Regions from separate parts of the Homo sapiens genome. Here all the other regions are linked to region 3. The links are chromatin loops, found by intact Hi-C in ENCODE. Cell type or tissue: PC-3. All regions are shown on one strand.

The links. Hi-C counts contacts between places; a loop is a spot of excess contacts. Peaks named below come from ENCODE experiments on the same cell type or tissue, not always from the same donor. Only the 100,000 strongest peaks of a DNase experiment are listed, where the experiment ranks them.
Region 1: it touches region 3 in a loop (11-fold over the local background); 3 of 110 quality-filtered maps call a loop at or near these places.
Region 2: it touches region 3 in a loop (9-fold over the local background); 7 of 110 quality-filtered maps call a loop at or near these places.

The regions. Positions count from the first base shown.
Region 1 is chr12:10,900,579-10,903,078 of GRCh38, reverse strand. All of the region lies in intron 4 of PRH1-PRR4 (PRH1-PRR4 readthrough), which reads left to right. It also overlaps a transcript of PRH1 not described here. Among named protein-coding and RNA genes, the nearest start is that of TAS2R13, 7.7 kb to the left of the region's middle. RefSeq lists an enhancer at 1,335-1,629. In PC-3, a CTCF peak has its summit at 1,397 (motif pointing right); no DNase peak of the experiment used is centred here.
Region 2 is chr12:11,227,034-11,229,533 of GRCh38, reverse strand. All of the region lies in intron 1 of LOC107987435 (a long non-coding RNA gene), which reads right to left. Among named protein-coding and RNA genes, the nearest start is that of TAS2R42, 41 kb to the right of the region's middle. In PC-3, a CTCF peak has its summit at 1,082; a DNase peak (open chromatin) is centred at 1,063.
Region 3 is chr12:10,770,236-10,772,735 of GRCh38, reverse strand. The region is part of intron 2 of LINC02366 (long intergenic non-protein coding RNA 2366); the gene reads right to left. It also overlaps the pseudogene HSPE1P12. Among named protein-coding and RNA genes, the nearest start is that of LINC02366, 21 kb to the right of the region's middle. In PC-3, a CTCF peak has its summit at 1,396; no DNase peak of the experiment used is centred here; H3K27me3 peaks cover 1,372 bases.

The sequences.
Region 1 (2,500 bases), 130 kb before region 3:
TTTTATTGAATTTGTCACTCTGTGACTTTTAAGTGAGGGTATTTAGACCATTTACATTCAAGGCTAATATTGCTATGTGAGGTTTTGATTCTATTTTGAAGTTGTTAGCTGGGTGCTTTGTAGTTTCTATTGTGTGGTTTCTTTATAGGGTCTTGGGCTATGTGCTTAGGTGTGCTATTTTGGTAGCAGATTTTCATGTTTAGAACTCCCTTAAGGATCTCTTGTAAGACTGGTCCAGTGGTAATAAATTCCTTTACCCTTTGCTTGTCTATAAAAGATTTTATTTCTCCTTCAGTTATAAAGGTTAGTTTGATGGAATATACAATTATTGGTTGGAAAATTTTCTTTCCTTTAAGAATGCTGAAAGTAGGCCTCCAATCTCTCCTGGCTTGTAAGGTTTCTGCTGAGCTATATACTTGGCCTTATGGGGTTCCCTTTGTATGTGATCTGATCTTTTTCTCTAGCTGCCTTTAAGATTTTTTTCTTTAGTGTAGACCTTGGATAGTCTGGCGACTATATGCTTTGGTGATGTTCATTTCCTATAGCATCAGTCAGGTGTCCTCTTGATTTCTTGTATCTGTATGTCTACCTCTCTAGCAAGATTAGGGAAATTTTCTTAAATTATTTCCTCAAATATGTTTTCCAGGTTATTAACTATTTCTCCTTCTTTCTCAGGAATGCCAGCAGTTTATGAGTTTGGTTGCTTCACATAATCCCATATTGCTCTAAGACTGTATTCATATTTTTAAATTATTTTTAATTTTTTTTTCTGGGTTAGTTCAAAAGACCAGTTTTCAAGGTCTGAAACTCTTCTGCTTGGTCCAGTCTATGAGAGATTGTACTTTATATGAATTCAATTGTACTTTATAATTCCTTAAGTAAGTTTCTCAATTCCAGAAGCTCTGATTGATTTCTTTGTAAGATGTTTATGTCTTCCTTCATTTCCTGGATTGCTTTAGAAATCTCTCTGTATTCATTTTCAGCCTTGTCTTGCATCTCATTGAGCTTCCTTGCAATCTATACTTTGAATTTTTTATCTGTCATATCTGAGCTTTTGTTTTGGTTAGGGACCATTGCTGGAGAGGTACTGTGCTCCTTTGATGGTGTTGATTTCATTACATTCACTTTTTTTATGGTGGTAGAATTCTTGTTCTCTTTCCTCCTCCTCTGGCAATACTGGCACTTCTAATTTTTGTAATTATTTCCATAAGGTAGGATTTTTTTCTTTATTTCCCTATAATATTATTGTTCTTTTTTCTTTCCCTTTCCATTCCCCCTCCCTCCTTAGGAGGTATGACTTTAGAGAATTCTGGGTAGGTCTTTTGCCCAGCTTCTATAGCCTTATGCACTTACAGGTTGCAGGTTTTATATTAGACTGTGCGGTTCAACCTACAAGCCAGTAGATGGCACTTATAGGTAAGAGCCAGTTTTGGACAATGTGATGGTTATATATTTGATCCTTGTTTACTGGAAGAAACTCTCTGTTGCTGCAGATAATGGTCTGACTCATGGAGTACACAGTGGTGTGAACTCCCTGCTCAGCCTTGGGGGTTGTGGGGAGCAAGGTGGGTGGGGCCAGACAAGGCAGGTCCACCTATAGGTCTTCCAATGGCAGACACAAGCACCAACACTGAGGGAGAATCTACTGAGTGGCTACCAAGTGACCAGAGTTCTGTCTAGGGGTGGAGCTAGGTAACCCCCTCGGCTCCAAGTTCTTTGCACAGGGATATTGGAGAGATTGGCCTAAACTCTTAATCCAGGAGAGTGGGGGCTCTGAATACCTGGAAATCTGCCTGCTTGTGGAGCAGAACCCACCCCCACCAACCAAGATTTCTGCACAGGGTAAATGGGGTGACTCAGGCTTCTTAACTAGGCAGGCAGGTGCTCTTAATGCTTGGATATTTGCCTGGGCATAAAACAGAGAGGATCAGCCCAGTACATGGATCTGTGAACGGGAAGGGTGAGGCAGCACAGGTTGCCAGTCTGTGTGAGCAGGTGCTTTGAATGCTAGGGTATGCAGCAGAGAGGACCTCCCTGCATCAAAATCTCTGCACAGGAAGGGTAGGGGAGGATAGGCTGCTGAGCCAGGTGAATGGGTGCTTCAGATATCTAGAGTTCTGCCTGGCTGTGGAGCAGAGAGGGCCCCATTGCACCATGACCTACGTCAAGGAAGGTTAGGTGGTTCAGGGTGCTGAACCTTGCTAGCAGGTGCTCCAAAATCCTGGGATCTGCCTAGGCATGAAGCAGAGAGGGCCTCCCTATTCTAGGATCTCTGCACAAGAAGGGTGGAGCAGATGAAGCTGCTGAACCAGGTGAATGAGTGATCCAAATGCCCAGATTTCTGCCTAGAGGTAGAGTGGAGGAGAGTCTGCTGCACCACAATCACAGGGGAACAGGGTGGGGTACCCAGCAATGACACACACAGACTAGTTCCAAGTAGCTAAGCTGCCTGGTTGCAAGTCTCATCACATAGGATAAACTGGCTGTAGCAGCTCCCCTC
Region 2 (2,500 bases), 460 kb before region 3:
TTCTTCTCCACTCATTTTAATGTCTTTTCTCCACTTTCAACAATCTATCATATTTCCATTTTGGGCTCTGTTCACACCAGAGTCCTTGCAGCATAATGTGGTATATTTACTGCTTCTCCCCTGAATATCTACTGTGTCCCCACTCTGTTAAAGATCACATAAATAGATTATTGGGAGGGAACATGTAGTTATTTAAATCAGAAAGTCTTTCTAAAGGACAGTGATGTACATGGGAAGTATAAAGATGATAACTTTAATGTAGTGGGAAGTCTTAGGTCTTTGAAAAGGAGGTGTCCTAAAAGAACACTGCATTTTTTCTCCTCAACGTCATGGACTTTACCCACATTTCCCTTCATCATGTGTTCTTCACTCTTTCCCCTTGGGGAAACCCATCTCTCCTCATAGATATTAGTTCTACACTCAGGCTCTTGTTATGATTTGTGCACTGGAGCTCCTCCAGCTTAAGCTGCTAGCACAGAAAGATCTTCCAGGTAGCAGCTGCATTCCAAAGATGGAGATATAAGGCCCAGTTCCATGAATGTGAGTACCACATGGCATTCAGTATCCCTTTCAAGGTTCACTGTAGCTAAATCCCCACTTAAAAAAATATAGTATGCAAATAATGCTGCCAAGGCAAGTATTAATTTTTATCAGACACATAGCATAATTTCTGATGCGGAGAGCCAGTGCTCCTGTAATGATTTTAAAGATATGACTACAAATTATTTGGTATTCCTCCCCTCAAGCAGAGGAGCTTCATTACTGGGGCTTTGAATGATGGGCTGCACTTGCTTCAACTGCATAGAATATGGCCGAAGTGATGAGATGTCATCTCTGATATTAGGTCACAAAAAGACTGGGATTTCCATTGTGGGTGGACTCTTTTGCCCTCTCTTGAATCACAGCTTGCTGTGGGGGATCCAGTTGCCATGTCATAGGGAAACTTAGGGAGAGTGAACCCATTTACCACGTTGTGAGAACACTTAGCCTATGTCTATACAGCGAGGAACTGAGGACCGACACCAGCAACTATGAATGAGCATGGGAATATATCTCCCCCTGCTGAGCCTTGAGGTCACTGCAGCTCTAGCTGACAGCTCCACCACAACTTCATGAGAGACCATAAGTCAGGGCCTCCCAGCTAAGCTGCTCCTGAATGCTTAACCCACACAAATGGTGAAGTAACAGGTGTTTATTATTTTAAGGTGCTAAATTTGGGGTAGTTTGTGGCACAGCAACAAATAACCAAATCACCTCCTGTTAATACCTTGCCCCTTCCAAAACAACAACTCTTGCAAGAAACTCAAAGAAACAACTCTTGTGGTAAGGAAAACATACCTATTTCCTCAGCCTGGCAGATATTATTGTATCTGATATGCAGGAGGTAATTTGTTGTGGGGGTTGTTATCTCTGATAACCCAGAAAGATATTTTTAAAATTTCTTTTAATAAATGAAGGGATATGGATCTTCCCAGTTCATTCCACTACTAATATTCTCCATCAAGAGGAGATCATTTGTGGTGTGTAGAGAAAAACAACCTTAAAATCCAAGGTGTATAATAAAGAAGTAGGAAAACCCATAAAACTTCAAATATATTCATGTTCTTAGATCAGTCGCATCTTGTGTTATGGGGAACTTGTAGATGTGATCAGACAGTCAGAAATATTTGAGGCAAGGAAGTTCCAGGAGAGATGAGAGCATAAGCACAAGCTTTTAGAACCCCTGCCGTAAACATAATTGAACAAAGTAACATAAAAAGAGGAAAAGAAAAGAGTGTAGGGGATGATGATCAGTGCTGAAGCCATAGGAGAGGTGTTGGATTATTGGCCAGCCTGCCCAGCCTCCCTTTCTTGGGGAAACTACTTCAGTCCTTGTGGTCTCATTAGAACTTCTGATCATAGTTGCCCAAACCTCAGGCCATGGGGTTGGCATGTGATTCAATGTGTGCCCATCACAGCAGCCAGCTTTTTACCATAGCGATGGTTGAGGAATGCCATGTGATTAAAGCAGGTCTAGTCAGTGTCACCAAGTGTTTGCTGTATGAATAAACTGCTAAGATGAGGCAATGAAATACGGGGTTGCCGGCAGTCACGTGGCAGCTGGATGGAGAGAGTTGAGAGACTGATCAAAGCTTTTTGATAACATGTTGGAGCCATTGGATCTTGTCATGTTTGAAGTCCAAGTTATTTGCATTATCAATTTTTCTTTTTCACTTAAAAACTAATTTTAGTTGGACTTTTTTGATTTGGAACCAGAATGATCCTGGTGGGAAAAAGTGCTCATTGCAAAACACAAATTTTGACATATTTCTTCTGCAAGAAACAGTGTTGAACTTCTCTCAATAAGAGAGCAGCACACATTTTATGAAACAAGTAGGGGCTATTTTGTCAAATTCCGTAAATTTGAACTTTCTAAATCTGGAGGATTCGTTGCAATAAAATGGATATTCTGACTGTTTGGTAGCCCCTTTTTCTGTCACAGGACAATAGTATTTGGAGG
Region 3 (2,500 bases):
GCTACCCCATTCTCCAGGTAACTACCCTTAGCAGTGGCTCTCTGACATGAAGGTATAAAAGTCTGGCCTCCCTGCCTCAAGTGAGACTAACTCTATGGAGCAATAGGTGTTCCAGACTTTTCTCTGTGGGGTTAGACTAAGCTAGTCTGCGCGTGAGACCACATTTTGCTTAGCTTTATTCCTTATCTACCCTGCTTCCTAAATCCCCTCTCGGAGAGAGCTCTCAATAAATATTCTTAAAAGCAGTCCCATTTAAGGATTGGCTTCTGAAGAATCTGACCTAACACAATACAACACTTGGAGTTATTTTCCTCTCCACCTTCACATGCAGGATCCAAGACCGCTTTTTTCTCCCTACCCAACAGTAGAGCCCAGCAGTAGAACCACTCGTCAGAATCAATGCAAGAAGAGACAAGTGGTGGCAGTGGATAAGTTGAAAAGATAGAAGGATGAGCCTGAAAAGGATTCAGAGGGGAAGCCGCCTGCCATCTGCCTTGAGTGTTCTCAGCATCAGGAACTAAAACCTTAAATCTTGGATGGAAACTCAAGAAAAAGATGTGCATGCCCCAAAACCCACCACCTTATGAAATCAATACTGGCTGCATTGTGTTTCTTAAACTCGAAGGAAAGGATTGAGAAAATAGTCTCTGGGCTACTCTACAGAAAACTGACTGGCTGACAGATCTTTTGGTGGCAAAATTCTGGAGGATGCAACCATATAAGGAAGAGGCTAAGGAAGAAGAACTAATAAAATAGAATAGCAACAACCTAACAGATAACAACAAATTTAGAAGAGGCTAATGCCATCAAACCTTACTAGAAGAGAGTTTCCGAAGGAGGAGGATGAACAGCAGTTAGTGTCAAATGCAAGCTCATTTTGATACTCATTGAGCTCATTGAAACTTTGAAAGCTAGTTTTAATAGAAAGATGGCATTGGAGACAAAACTCCTGTTGATTGGAGAGTAATTAGAAAGTGGATTCTACAAATCAAGGATTATTTTTCAAGAACTGAGTGAGCTGATACATAACTGGCTTGAGGATTAGGTAGGATTCATTTTTCTCTTTAAATAAAAGAAGATATGACTAGGAGGAAAGGGCAGATGCCAAGAGAAGAAGTACAATTAGATGTTAGAATTATCTAGTTTTCTCTAATTACATAGAATCATTCTGGATAATTATTTAGAATTATTTAAGATAATTTTTTAGAATTATCTAAAATCTAGAGGTAACTAGAGTCAGGGAAAATTAAACTTATAAAATACTAAGCATAATGCTTAAACCCTGGTTCCTCATGATGATTTCCTTGAAAGAAAGAACTTGTAATAATTTGAGCTAGTTTTCATCATATTGTGATTATGCTTCTGTATGTATTCGAGTTTTATTTTCATTAATGATGCTAGGGTGTCACCCTGTGGTAAATGTAAGTATAGCTTTGATGCAACCCACTTTATACATCATCCTATTTCTAGATATCAATTGCAACCATTTTCATGGTCCTTTTATTTTGTTCATAATGTGGCTTCCTACTTTAAGTTTATTTTTAAGTAATATATAACATTGAAAACATATAAGACCAAATATAGAATGTAAGTTACAAAAAGGAATATTAGATAAACTAACAAGAATGAAAAAAATAGGTTCTTAAAACTAAAAACATGATTTTAAAATTTAGCTGAAAACTTTGTAATGACACCTGAGGTTGACTTGTAAATATTTCAATTTTAAATTATGTTTTATATTATTTGTATGTGAAAAATGGTACTTTTTAAAATAACAAAATCCATAAGCATGGAGAGGTTCAAATGATAAATGTACAATAGTTACTATTAATCTTATTCCAAGCACTACTCTTTTAATGTTCATTGCAATAGCGTGACATATAATAGTGCAAACATAACTATGAAAAAATAATTCAATCAAGTATACTCCATTCTTGTTCATTTCATCTGGCTCCTTTTAATCTCTTTTTATTTGATTCAAATAACTTAGTCATTATTATTTGTGTCATTATTTATCATTAGCTTAGTGTAAAAGAGAGATATATAAATTATTTACATGATGAAAGATTTCAGAACTTCAGTGGAATGGGAAGCTTCGTGTCGATGCTATTTCAACAGGATTTATTTCAGTCTACATACTTCCCAAGAATGTCACCATCTCTAAATGAGAACTAATCCTTGTCATCTACTTTGGTGCCTCCATATTCTGGAAGAAGAACATTATCTCTAACGTTCACACGAACTGGTTGAATCTCTCCACCCTTTCCTTTAGAGCCTGATCCAACAGCTACTACTGTGGCTGCCAATACTTTTCCTTGAGATTTTTCCAGAAGCATAATGGCTCCTTTGGTTACAGTTTTGGCGGCACACCTTTCAACCAATACTTAGTCAAAGAGTGGAAGTAACTTTCTAAACACTTGTCCTGCCATGAGCCCTCTATCGCCGACTTTTACTCTGCTCTCATACAGTACTGCAAAGAGAGACTGACTCCCTTGGTCAT